Regions from separate parts of the Homo sapiens genome. Here region 2 is linked to region 1. The links are chromatin loops, found by intact Hi-C in ENCODE. Cell type or tissue: PC-9. All regions are shown on one strand. Links, peaks and the distances in the headings refer to the core of each region. The heading gives the core; the rest is flanking DNA.

Region 1 (6,793 bases), core at 658-5,657:
AGAGTGATATGGTTTGTCTCTGTGTCCCCACCCAAATCTCATCTTAAATTTCCATATGTTGTGGGAGGGACCTGGTGGGAGGTAATTGAATCATGGGGGCGGGTCTTTCCTATGCTGTTCTCGTGATAGGGAATAAGTCTTAGGAGATCTGATGGCTTTAAAAATGGGAGTTTCCCTGCACAAGCTCTCTTCTCTTGTCTGTCACCGTGTGAGATGTGCCTTTCACCTTCCACCATGATTGTGAGGCCTCCCCACCAACATGGAACTGTAAGTTCAATAAACCCCTTTCTTTTGTAAATTGCCCAGTCTCGGGTATGTCTTTATCAAGTGTTAAAGTGGACTAATACAGCATGCTAATATGTGTGTGTGTGCATGCCTACACTTGTGTGTTTTAAATAAATAAAGGTCCTCCAATAATGGTAAGTAGTAATGATACTGGTAATATGAATGGTAGTCTGTCAGTAGTAATGAAGCCTTTGTTCGGGAAATATGACTTTTGAAATGTAGAATTCATGTCAGTCATTGGAATAGACTAGTACCTTTGACGTGCAGAAGCCAATCTGATTGCTAAGGTGAAGCTCATAGCCTAGACTTGGTTCAGGGGGACTCCCTCCTGCTATTAAGGTTAGAACCAGGGTAGAAGTTGGCTGCTGCTTCAAAGGGCTGGAAACTCTGAATACCTACTTAAGTACAATAGCCCACTCCTCTGATAAGCTGTGATTGGTTTGCTTTTTTCTCCCTCCAGCACATGATTTTGATTTTACTCCTTTCAGCTTTAGAGCTGCCTTAAAGATTAATTTAATCTAATTTCATATTGGTTATAATTCTGGAGTTTGTAGGTAGGAGAGTACAATGAGGTTTTTAAGATGGCCCCTGGGATGTTCTTGGGCGGAGAACTAGTAGTAGCAGGATTAGTGACAAAAGGCAATAGGTTTTTGTTTGTTTGTTGGTTGGTTAATTTTTTTTCTGTTTGTTTACTAAAATGCAGATTTCACCAAAGCAAGAATATCCGGAATAGTCAGGATGTGCTTAGTCAGTTACCTCTGTGGGCGGATGCTCCCCTTGCTCTTTTTTCCTTTCCTTTTATTGGTAACTTGTAATCAGCTGCTACTTTAGTTTAATGAGAAAAATAACAGTTTACATTACATCTAGATTAAAGAAACTGCTAGACGAACAGGGGTGGGCAAGTTGTCAATGGCATCTAATAAATAGTAGTAAGTAATTAGCACAGGTCTGATGGATTTGAAGGAAAGTAAAAAACTAGGGAAGAGGAATTGTGGATTGGGGAAACATAGCTGTAATTTGAGAATAACACATCAAGAAAATAAGAATGAAGCACTGAAGTCAGAGATCTGTGGGGACTGTGTTGGGGAGAGGGTTGGGGGCATCTCGTCTGAGGAACAAATAGAGTAGAGGAACATCTCATGCTGGGTTTGTACTCTGCTCACCCTGCTCCACTCCACCTCTCAGGCTTTTGGTTTTATCAGATTGTGTCTATAACAAAGCCAGATAAAAGTGACAAAGAAGTGCAGTTCAAGGTTCTGCTGTCCTTCCCTTGTCTCTGGGAGTTAGCAAGTCACCTTTAAATGAGAAAACAGTGTGACCTTACGTACTTCACACGGCCATTCTGAGACAAAGTTGGAGAAGTGTCATGCATCACTGCACTCTTCTAAGGGGTGGAAGGAATCAAGCATATTCCAGACCTAGGAGGGATTTCTTAGGAATTCACACTGATGTAATTTCAAAACTCCCAAGACAGCCACCACTTGTCTGGCATTAGCTAACCTATGACACTTCACTCAATTGCATTTTGAGCTCCTGACTTAGTTCATTCAGTAACGTTTTTGCCCCAGGATGCCAAAGCAAACACTGGTCCTGAACTTTGCCTCTTGAACTACATTCTTCACCATGATGCCCTTCCAAATTCCCTATAGATGTTTTCACTACTGGTGTGTACAGGAAGGAAGTTCACTTTGACTAATAACCAACTCTGTTATTTCTAGTGGAGTGATCATTTGTCTCTTCTGTCCATTGGCCTCCCTTTGATTCAAGCAGTGGGGTGTGTAGAGGAAGCTCTGCATCCACTTGACAAGCCTTTTAGGTCCCAACAGCAGTGGACTCCTTATCAGGGCTACTCATAAAAGGCTAACCTTCCAAAGGAAACTTGTCAGGGCTCAGCTGTTGGCAAGATGGATTAACAAGTGCTTCCAGCTAATGGAGTAGACATTGGTGACTTAATGAGGGTAGTTTGAAATCTTAGCTGTATTCTCTTATTCTTTTTTTTTTTTTTTTTGAGGATGATAAATGAGTTTAGTTCTTTCTTAGCTAAGAAATGCCAATGATTTATTTTTATTATTCTTATTTTTATTTTTTATTTTTTAGAGATATGGGGCCAGGGTCGGGGGCAGGGAAGGAAGGGAAGTCTCACTAGGTTGGCCAGAATGGTCTCAAACTCCTGGCCTCAAACAATCTTTTCACCTGGTCCTTCCAAAGTGCTGGGATTACAGGTGTGAGCCACCTTGCCCTGCAGAAATACCAATTATTAAAAACTCAGAGGTTGTAGTGCAACATATTTGGGAGTGGTCACACCCCATGGCCTTTGATTTTAGTCTGAAGATTGAAAATAACCTTTGGATTTTACCTTGACAAGGAAGTTGTTCCTCAGTGGACACAGACATCATAGTTGGCATAGAAACAGCTGTTGGGTTATTCCTGGGCCATTGAAGACATGGCACCTGGCCCAGTCTGAATGGTTGTTCTCTCCTGGTTGCTTGTTTAAATAAAGGTTAAGCAAAAATTCTTTTTTGGTTTTGATTTCAGGAAGAAATAAGGGAGTGACTGCAATGTTATCTGAAAATGAGCATTTCCTGTTTCCTCAGGCATTTCTTTATGACCCCCATTAAAGTTAATGAATAACCAAGTGTCTGACACAGTTGAGCGTAATATGCCTCACCTAAGGTTCCCGGTGGCTGCACATTTTTGTGGGAAATGACCTTCAGTTCCTGCAGATCCATTATTAGGCAATCTCTTAGTTATAGACTTTATCTTCCCAAAACATTCAAATCACATATTAGCCAAATCACTTAGATACCGTCCTAAGTGCTGGAACTCTTTAAGTCTTGTTAGCAGAAAAGGCTAAAGTTTAGGTAAATAAGCAGATCTGTTCCACAAATGATTCCTCACCTTAGGTATTTATGAAAAAGCTCTGATAAACTTTTGAAAGCAGAAAAAGACGTTAAAAAATCTTACTGTGAGCCTGAAAACATAAACATAAATCAGCTAAAAGATAATTTGCCTTAATAGGTAGTGGGCGATGGGGGAGGAGAGTGATCAGGGCTCACCCTGGCAAAATTGTCTCTGCCGGATGTTTCAGGTTCGCCTTCTCTCCCCGTCACCTCCTCAGAATCTTAGGAGACCACATAGGATCAATCCTTGTTCAAAGGCAAAGGCAAAAAAAGTATGACTGCAAATATGTGAAGTACGATTTGGCACGGAGTTCATTTTGGGACCCTAAGTCCTCTAGGCGGTACAGCTATATATTGCAATGGACTGAGTGTTTGACACACTTGCCCAGAACTCCTGCATACAAATGAGGAGTGGCATCCTTAACCTCAGGCAGTTAAATGTTCCATTCCCCTGAAACTACCATTTTCCAAAGAGCTTTGGAATTGTCTTAGGGCCTATTTAAATGCCATAGGAAAAAAGTTAATTTCATTTCTTTTTATGGTCCCATGTCATTTTTAACCCCTAGTAGTAGCAGTATTTCTAGCTGTTAAAAGTAAGTATTTTTGAGTCACAAATCTAACAATTGATTTGTGGCAATTTGTTTAACCTCCTAGAGCCACAGCTTACTTATTTCTGGAATGGTATGATAGTAAAATCTACCTTATGGGGCCTCTCTGAGGATTATGGATAAAGCGGTTAACACAATTCCAGGCAACTAGTAAGCATTCAAAATGTGTTACTATTATTACTGGGATTGTTGCCGCCGTTGTTATTAAACAACTTGTTCACATACCTTTTTTCACTCGACTTGGCTCAGAATTCTACCAGACTGTTCAGAAAAATCAAGTGTGTGTTTAATGTACAGTATTTTAAAGTCACAAATCCAGAGGCTTTTAAGAATAAGTTACAAGGTCTGAAGTGATTTTTGAAAGTACACTGAGCGGAGTAGATCCTGTTGAATATATTCCAGGCTCTAAAATGACTATTTCTAAAGGAGATGATGCTGTGGAATATGTTATAAAGGAACAAAAAATTACTTTACTCTGTAGACACATTTCATAGTTTTTGTGCAATTTTCTAGTTTCAACAGCTTGTCCAATATGTATTGAATATATATTCTATGAATGATATGTGCTAGATTCTCCTTGGGATGCCATGTTATAGAGGTCTTCAGAACGCTTTCATTAAGATTCATTCATATGTCAGGACTTAAGATATATATATATATAAGAAATCTCATGAACAGAAGTTTCAGAAATCAGTTCATTGCTTGCCTGAATTCAAGGAGAAAGAAGTCTTCAGAGTGAAGCTCTGGATCTAGGAGAGAATTTTCTCCTCAGCCTGTTTTCAGGAAGTGGCTTCTGTGTCCTCTGTGCTTGGAAATTGGACGATTTTGGTTAATGTGGAAGATCTTAATGAATACTTTCTAAGAGTAAGGCTATATACAGGTCAGGCACGGTGGCTCATGCCTGTAATCCCAGCACTTTGGGAGGTCGAGGCGGGCAGATCACCTGAGGTCAGGAGTTCGAGATGAGCCTGGGCAACATGGCGAAATCCCGTCTCTACAAAAAATACAAAAACTAGCAGGGCGAGGTGGCGTACACCTATAATTTCAACTACTCGGGAGGTTGAGGCAGAAGAATTGCTTTTACCTGGGAGGCAGAGGCTACAGTGAGTAGAGATTGTGCCACTGTACTCCAGCCAGAGAATGAGACTCTGTCAAAAAAAAAAAAAAAAAAAGGCTTTATAAATATCAATATCAAGTCCATCCCTCCTTGCCCTGTGTTTATGGGGAACAGTAGCAACATGGCCAAAGTCTTGCCCAAGGCGAGGTTTAAATTTTGCAGAGGCATTTGACTCTCTTACAGATTGTCTTCAAGAAACAGGAAGGAAGGGTTTCTTCAGAAACTCCTGGAGGAATCTATGTTTTTAAGTGACATTGATGCTTCATATGTTTGCCTCTGAAGATATAACTTGTTTTATTGGAGACTGAAACTACCTATTTGCTATATCTGAGAGGTTACTCATCAGTACCCACATCTGGCATTCGCACTGACCATTCTTTGTACAAGAGCTTGGTTTTAAAGGCCATAAATCTGATATCTACACTAGATTGAAAACTATCTAATAAAGCTCCTTCTCAAGCATAATTTACTACGGTGGGATGCTGATGAAACAGAAGGATTTACATATGAGTTTTATTTTTAAAAATTTATTTGTAACATCAATGTCCGGAATTTCTGCAGACATTTAAAATTATTGTTTAATATTTAAATTATTTATTCTAAAAATATACTTTCACATGGGGTATATAAATAATAAAGACTTAGATTAAAAGAAGAAACACAGGTAAGATTATGTTTATAAAAATAAAAACAATGTTTATGTAAGTAATTAATTAAAAAGTATTCTGTGAATACAAAGCAGTATCAAGATGTGTGTGTTTGAATTATATGGTTTTTTTTAAAAAGTATGTTACCATATAGCGACATATAGAATTTTAGCTTTTTTGGAAACAATCCCAATTATTTCATATATTACTTTTCTGGATGAAGGGATGGTATGGAATAATGGAATAATCAGTGGATATTCCTGATAATGTTTTAAAAATAGAGAAATATCCTGGGTGAAGAAAACTTCCTTTGGTGTTGATTTGGATCTGATTAATGATTTTGATACCAGTGGGCTAGGGAAGATCCCCAAATGCCAGTGAAACCTTGGCCTCAGCTGCTGTCCAGGCTCTTGACACCGTCCTGAGAATGAATTCAAGGATGAGTTGGAAAATAGTGGAAGTACACAGATTTATTACAAAGCAAAAAGTACGCATTCAAGAAAGGGCAGTGCAGGCAGATTCAAGAAAAGGGAGTGGAGGCAGACTCAAGAGAGAGTCAGGTGCAAGGGGGTTGGGACTGCTACCTTTATGGGATTCTGTAACCAAGGGGTAGAAGATTCATGAAGATTCCTGGAACAAGGTGGAGATTTCTTGGAACTCTGGTACCACCCATTTTTGCACTAAATATGGATGTTTCTAGAACTGTCATAGCGCTGGTGGGTGTGTAATTTAAGATGTTAATGAGCATATAATAAGGTCCTAGGTGAAATCTAGGTCAAATCCAGTGCTATGTTGGGTCCGGTCCGTTTTAGGTCGGTCATAGCTTGGTCCACACCCAGATTTTTTCAGGATCTTATCTACCCCTAGCTTCTGCAGCTATTTCAACCGTTTCTTTTTGCTAGTCATGTGAAACTGCTGCCTGGAATTTTCTATGTTCCTACAATCACCCTGTATTATTCCTATGTCAATTTTAAAAGGAATTATTTGTCTCTGGGGATCTTCATGAGCTGTGGTTTCTCTGGGGATCTTGATGAGCTGTGGTTACATAGCTCTAAAATGGTCCTGAGGATGGGTCAGTTTTTACAAGTAGCCGGCAGCTTAAATGGGGTAGGCAGTTACACTGGTCATTTCACTGAATACATCAGCTGGCCTGGCATTTCACTTGAGGTCACCAATTCTGAGCCCCAGAGAGGAGCCAGCTGTTCACATTTCCAAAACCCCTATGTCAACGAATGG
Region 2 (6,793 bases), core at 672-5,671, 210 kb before region 1:
GCAGCAGGCAAAGAGAGAGCTTGTGCAGGGAAACTCCCGTTTTTAAAACCATCAGATCTCCTGAGACTCACTCACTATCATGAGAAAAGCATGGGAAAGACCTGCCCCCGTGATTCAGTCATCTTCCACTGAGTCCCTCCCATAACACGTGGGAATTATGGGAGCTACAAGATGAGATTTCGGTGGGGACACAGAGCCAAACCATAGCAGTACACAAAAGGTGTTGCTAAAGATTTTTAAACATAAATTGACAATACTTTTAATGACAGTGAGTCAGTGCTATTTTTCAAGAATAAAAAGAGAAGCAATGCCAGATTTCCCCCAGTGACATAAAAGAGAAAAGTAGTTATTCCAGAAAAGATTGTATTCCAGTTTCTGGTAAAAGAAAAACTGACTAAAAAGTGGCTTAAACAATTTTTTCTCTTTCTTCATATAACAAGTCCAAAGGTAGGCAATTTCTGGTATTACTTTAGCAACTCCAAGACATCAGGGTCGAGGTCAGTATGATTCTCCTGACTTTTCCATCTAGTGGTGAAGTGGTTGTTTCAGCTTCAGCCATCACACCCACATTCAAGGTAGGATGAAAGAAATCACATTTATCAGGACAGAAAAATGGCGCTAGAAATCCCCTGCAAATTTCTATATGAGCTCACTGCCTCACCCATGCTGCAGGGCCAATTCTAGCTGCACAAAAGACTGAGCAGTATATTTTTGCCACTAAAATTGCCAACTGAATAATAAATCAGGTTTCCCTTAAAAGAAAATGAAAACTGAATATCTGATAGATGTATTACTAGATATTTCTATGCAATAAATTCTCCCAAAATCTAGTGGTAAGAAGCAACAAACATTTACTATCAAGCAGTTTCTTTTTCTTTTTGAACCCTTTGACCAACATCTCATTTCCCCTATTTCCCAGCCCCTGGTAACCACCTTTTCACTCTCTGCTTACTTGAGTTTGAGTTTTTAGACTTCACATATAAATGAAATCATATATTTGTCTTTCTCTGTCTAATTTCTTTCACTTAGCATAATGTCCTGCAGGTTCTTTCATGTTGTCATGTTATCACAAATGGGAGGATTTTCTTTATTATGGCCAAATAATATTCTATTATGTATACATATATAAATGGATATAGAAAATAGGATGTGTATATATGTCACATTTGCCTCTTTCATCACAATATGCCTCAAGTGATAGAGTGACTCACCAAAGGGCTTAACTCACATCTAATATATAGTTGACTTCATTGTACAGTAAGTCTGACATCAAGTATGGTGCCTGTTTTAATTTGCTAGGGCTGCCATAATAAAGTACCACAAACTGAATGGCTTAAAGAACAGAAAATCATTCTCACCCATATTAATGTGCACACAGATTGAAGTGTCCTTATGTGATGTAGCTATACTTACTTTTTGGTGTCAAACATCTTAATGTCTTTTTTAAAACTATGAGTCAGTGAGAACTACCACCTGATAGGAAAGCATATTTAGATTCTTTTTCAAACAAATCTCATTGGGTCTAATATATAATAGTTTTACAGATTGTATGTCTTATCTTTATAATATACATTTACTTGATTACTGGTGTTTTTATCCCAAAGTTACAGTTCTGTTTGTTATCATTTGATATTATCATAGAGGAATAGCCTTTAAAGACCTTGGAAGTAGAGTATTACTGCAAGGTTTGAAAGAAAAACGGCAGCATTAAAGAGTGTCAGCTCTTATATGTATATGCTTTTTAGGAACATAAACTTAGAACATTAAAACTCTTAGGTCATACTTGTCAATAAATGATTTTTTTCTCAACAGTACTTTATAACCTTTTAGAAATTTGCCAACAGGTGACAATACTCCCTAACAGTCTGCTAGAAGTGTCAGAGCTCAGGATATCTGCTTTTTAATTGCCATATTCAAGGTCTAATTATTTTCTCTATATTGGGGTAAGAGAACTGTAATGAGGAAGTAAAATCATTAAACACCAGTGAGTAAGGGAACAGAGTCTTCTTGAATTCTGATGTGAATTAGCTTCCCCAGCAGAGCTTTGGCTGTGGATAATTTCTATCTGAATGTCTCCTTCTCAGTTATTTGAGAGGACACATAAAATATAAAGGAAGACTGCTCAACTCTTGTGGTCTTTAAAGAGAAGGGAAGACAATGGATTAAAAGGCTATTATTACATCTAGACTTATAGACTGTTAATACTTAAGAGTTTATTAACCTCAAAGTGTCAAAATGTTCTATAAATGAGTAAGATACTATGTAAATCAGGCTACACATATGATAAAAGTTGTCATTAGAATAAGTGGCCTAGAAATATATAATACTACACAGTTTTCATACTTTTTGAATTCATAGAATTTAGACACTCAGATTCCTTTAAAACCAATTTTGCTGCTTTATTTATTATTTATCATATTGCCTTTCACAGTTATTCTTTTCTGTAATTCTCAGCTGTTTTAGAAAACTACCACAATTACCAAACTGTCTCAAAAGCAAAATTTGTTGCTGTAGCTACTAGAAGGCTAAGAAATCACAAACATTTGATTCTGTAAGAGTCTATGTGTGTGCCTGAGTGTATCTCATGCATGGTTTTATGATAAAGCATGCTAAATAAATTGTTTATATTTGTGTTTGTGTGTATATGTTTACCACTTATGAAAAGAACATACCCAATGGCAGAGATTGAATTAAGTGCTTTCTGCATGATCTCATTTTTCCTTATGACAATTCTTGAATGAAGGTATTGTACACATTTATTAGCTAACGCGGTGGGCTTAGCAAGTGGCTGTATTAGTCCATTTGTCTTGCTGTAAAGGAATACCTGAGGCGGGGTAATTTATTTTAAAAACAGGTTTATTTTGGCTCATGGTTCTGTAGACTGTATAAGAAGCATAGTGGTGGCATCTGTTTCTGGTGAGGGCTTGTAGAAGCTTACAATCATGGCAGATGGGGAAGGAGAGCAGGTATTTGACATGATGAGAGAGGAAGCAAGAGAAAGAGAGGGAGTACCATATTCTTTTTTAACAACCAATTCCCACGTGAACTAGCACAGCAAGAACTCACTCATTACTGAGGGGAGGACATCAAGCTATTCATGAGGGATTCACCCCCATGTCTCTAACACCTCCCACCAGGTCACACCATCAACACTGGGGGTCACATTTCAACATGCGATTTGGAGGGGACAAACATCCAAACTACATCAGTGGTTTAGCTGGGATATGAACCTAGGTCTGCCTGTCTCTAGAGACCATTCATGTAAGTACATAGAAACCATATTCTTCCTTGCCACTAGAAAAAACCCTCTAGCAATTTTTGCCAATGTTGATTATAAAAAATTTTATATGGACCCATAAAGAAAAGAGCAAATTTTGAGCCTCTCTGGGAACTGTGAAAAAAAAAGATCTGTCCTCATATCAACCTTTGACAATTCAAAGAGCAAACAGAAGATTGGGTTACTTCTGTGATCACACTGATAATTCCAGCAGGCAAATCTTAGTCACAACAAGTCCCTGGAGTCCAGCCAATCTGGCTGCTTTGATGCTAGGCTCAGTAGAACTGAACCAAATGTGCGTGGGAAAGAGAAGAACCAGATATTGCCATGACTGCTCATCAGTCAGGATTTCAGAGACTGAAGAATGCAGACTGAACAAACCTGAACCCATACAGGAAAAATGAACATAGTAGGAGCAAACCATCGCCCTCTCATACAGCATAGGGAGGGATTTTCTGGAGCCAAAGAGTGGGTTTGGGGTTTCGTAGTCCAAAGTCTGGACTCAAGGGAACCTCAGATAACCAGTAAAAATGATCATCCATATCTTGGGTCTCCTAACAACTTGACATGAGTAGTTTAATATGTTGAAACTTCAGTTTCCACCCTTGCAAAATGAAAGTTATATTGTTCTCTTCCAAGGCTGTTGGTGAGGTTGAATGAGATAAGGTTGATGAAAGGAACCTCAATACAGTGCCTGATACACAATAATGACAATAATTATATCATAATCACAGTCATAATCACAATAATGCCCTTTCTAGCCACATATGGCAGAGACATTGGTGCAGTGGTCCTCAAACATACGGGTCAGATTTGTCGCTCAAGTCTGTGATCTAATGACATGATGAACCCATTAGATGCCTCCCTATCATCTGGATATTGTTCCTTGCTTTTTCCAAGATCTTTTTGAAGATGACAATATATTTTCATAATATTTCACTATTTTAAAAGCTTTCTGTTGAGCATAATATACATATTGGAATGTGCAAGTATCAGTTATACTGCTTGATGAAATTTTACCAGCTGGATGTTTTTGTAGCCAGTACCCAGTTGAGAAACAGAACACTTTCTCCAGTCACTATCCTCCCGCAATGAAGTGTACCTTGGGCTAATAGATAAGTTTTGCCTATTTTCCAAATTTAAATAAATAGAGCCATATACTCTGTATATGTTTACACCTCACTTCTTTTAGTCAAGATAATGGTTGTGAGATTCATAGATTCATTCATGTTTTGCATGTAGTCATGCTTTGTTCTTTTTTATTGCTATGTAATATTCTATTGTGTGACTATACCACAATTTATCCATTTTCCTATTGACGGGCATTTGATTAGCTTCCAGTTTGGGGATATTATGAATAGAGATTCTATAAATATTCTTGCACATGTCTTTAGTGTACAAATGGAAGCATTCTTGCATGCCTAGGTTTGGGACTGCTAGGTCATAGTATGCATATGTTTAGCATCTTTTCGAAAGCAAGGGTATCATTTTACATTTCCACCAGCTGTGTACTGGGTTGTTTTCAATGATTATTGTGTGTTAGGAATCATTCTTCCTGCATCACGGTTATTTTTAAAGCATCCACCTGAGAAAAATGCAGCTCTACTAAGGGCTGGTTCTTGTGGACATTAGATCCCACCAAGATGGCTGAGAGCAGGACGTGCCCTATGATATGTGTATGTGTTAGAGGCTGGAAAGCTATCAGAACCATGTACCTCTGCTGCTGTTTTATGGCTTCATATATTTTGGTGGCAGTCCTTAACAGCTGTGGATTTATTTTTCTAATGTTTGCTTGGAAACTGAAATGAGTTTGAAAGCAGCCCGATTCATATAGACCACACAAGTAAGAAGAAGCATATTAGATAACACAAATATGGGCTAGAGTGGCGCCAGAGAACAAAAAAGAAACAACTAATGATTAGGTAACTAGTGGACCCAGGCATGAAATTTAGTAATATGCTGTTTAAACATAAAAGGCTAAGAAAAACTTGTTTGAAATTGTAGAAGTGTCTGACAGCTAGTGTAAGGAATGTGTGAGTTTCCACGCTGACATCCTCCCATACCAACAGCAGTTTCAACTTATCAGGTGGCCTTCAATTTTAGCAATGAGGAGAAAAATGGGTAATAAATATGAGATCTTGTGTTAATTCAAACCATTCACAAATCTCTTTATTTTAGGGAAAGTCACGCTAAAACCACAAACCAGCAGGAAGAAGTAAAACTTTCAATAATGGGTTGAGCATCGACTGAGCTTGAGGCCTGACACGCTGCATTCCCATTTTATCCTCAAGCCAGGCCAGTTGTGTGTTTTCACCAACATGTTTCCCACAGATTGGTCCCAGAGATGCTAAGTCACTTGTCCCAAGTTCCAAAAGTTTGTGAATGACAGAGCCATTTTCAAATTGAGGTTGAGCTGATTCCTCACTGCTTCATGTTGCGAGAGAGAAGTAATAGGGAAGTAGTATGATTTGGCAGTAAACAGCAGGCAAACTATAAAACATTATCTGATGGACGACACAAACGCTCTTTACATCTCTGTCATTGCGCCCTGTCCGGTAGGAGCAGCTGAATGCCATTTGGCTCTTTCACCTTCTGCTATCTCAGGAAGGCAAGCTGAGCTTAGACAACTCCGTGCCTTTGTTGTCCCCTCACCTCATGTCTGTATTCATCTCTGTTCCCTTATGTTGTAATTTTCTAACCTTTTCCCCTCCCATCCAGTGGCCTTATCTGAAAAATGAATCCTCAAGTTGTCCACAGCTCTTCACTAAGACCCGGTCTAGATCCAAAATGAATTCAGAAGGCTCTCAGCCAGCGGGGCAATGTGTGGAATTTATGGTAGTTTGGGGGCGTAATCTTAGTGCAGACAAGTTTCCTTTGCCTTGTTGGAATCACATCGGAGCCATCAAATTATATTGCTTCTCAAGATGCAGTTAAAGTGATTTGGGATGTGCTCCTCTGGCTCTCCCACTTGAAGAGCTTTACTGTGAAGCTTGAGCTTAAGGTAGAGATGAGCTGGTAGGCCCAGGTGAGGAAAGTGGTTAGATTCCTTGTGACATCTGGAATCAGTACTTGACTGATAGAGTTGGACAGTACTTTCATGATCAAGCATTCCAAACACCTCATTTAATGAGGGAAGCTCCAAAAGTCAAATCCAAGAATGCCAAGTTAGGGAGGAGTAAGAGCTAGAATAAAAATCTCTCAATGCATGGTACAGTCCTCTTTGCTTTTTTAAAAAAGTTATTGTAATCTCACAGATGAGTAAAATTAAGCAAAATGAAGCTAGCTGGTTTAACAAACTTCATTGTAGCATCAACCAAAAATGTGTGAGTCAGCATTAAATTGGGCCAGATTTGGGGTGGGAGAAAAAAATGGTCAGATTTCTTCCACCAAAAGGCATCATTAGATGTCTTCATTCCAAGCTCAGAGTGTACATACAGCAATTTGCTGCTCACAGCACGTCCACAGCAAATTATTTCCCTTCGTCAATCAGAATTGTGGTCGTCTAATTTGCCATTC

The links. Peaks named below come from ENCODE experiments on the same cell type or tissue, not always from the same donor. Only the 100,000 strongest peaks of a DNase experiment are listed, where the experiment ranks them.
Region 2: a loop joins it to region 1, with 4 times the contacts of the local background. A loop is called at or near these places in 2 of 110 quality-filtered maps.

What each region holds. Positions count from the first base shown.
Region 1 is chr20:14,983,410-14,990,202 of GRCh38, forward strand. The region is part of intron 5 of MACROD2 (mono-ADP ribosylhydrolase 2); the gene reads left to right. Among named protein-coding and RNA genes, the nearest start is that of MACROD2-AS1, 57 kb to the left of the region's middle. In PC-9, for the core only: no CTCF peak of the experiment used is centred there; a DNase peak (open chromatin) is centred at 2,782; H3K27ac peaks cover 2,302 bases.
Region 2 is chr20:14,772,473-14,779,265 of GRCh38, forward strand. The region is part of intron 5 of MACROD2 (mono-ADP ribosylhydrolase 2); the gene reads left to right. Among named protein-coding and RNA genes, the nearest start is that of MACROD2-AS1, 150 kb to the right of the region's middle. In PC-9, for the core only: no CTCF peak of the experiment used is centred there; a DNase peak (open chromatin) is centred at 3,499.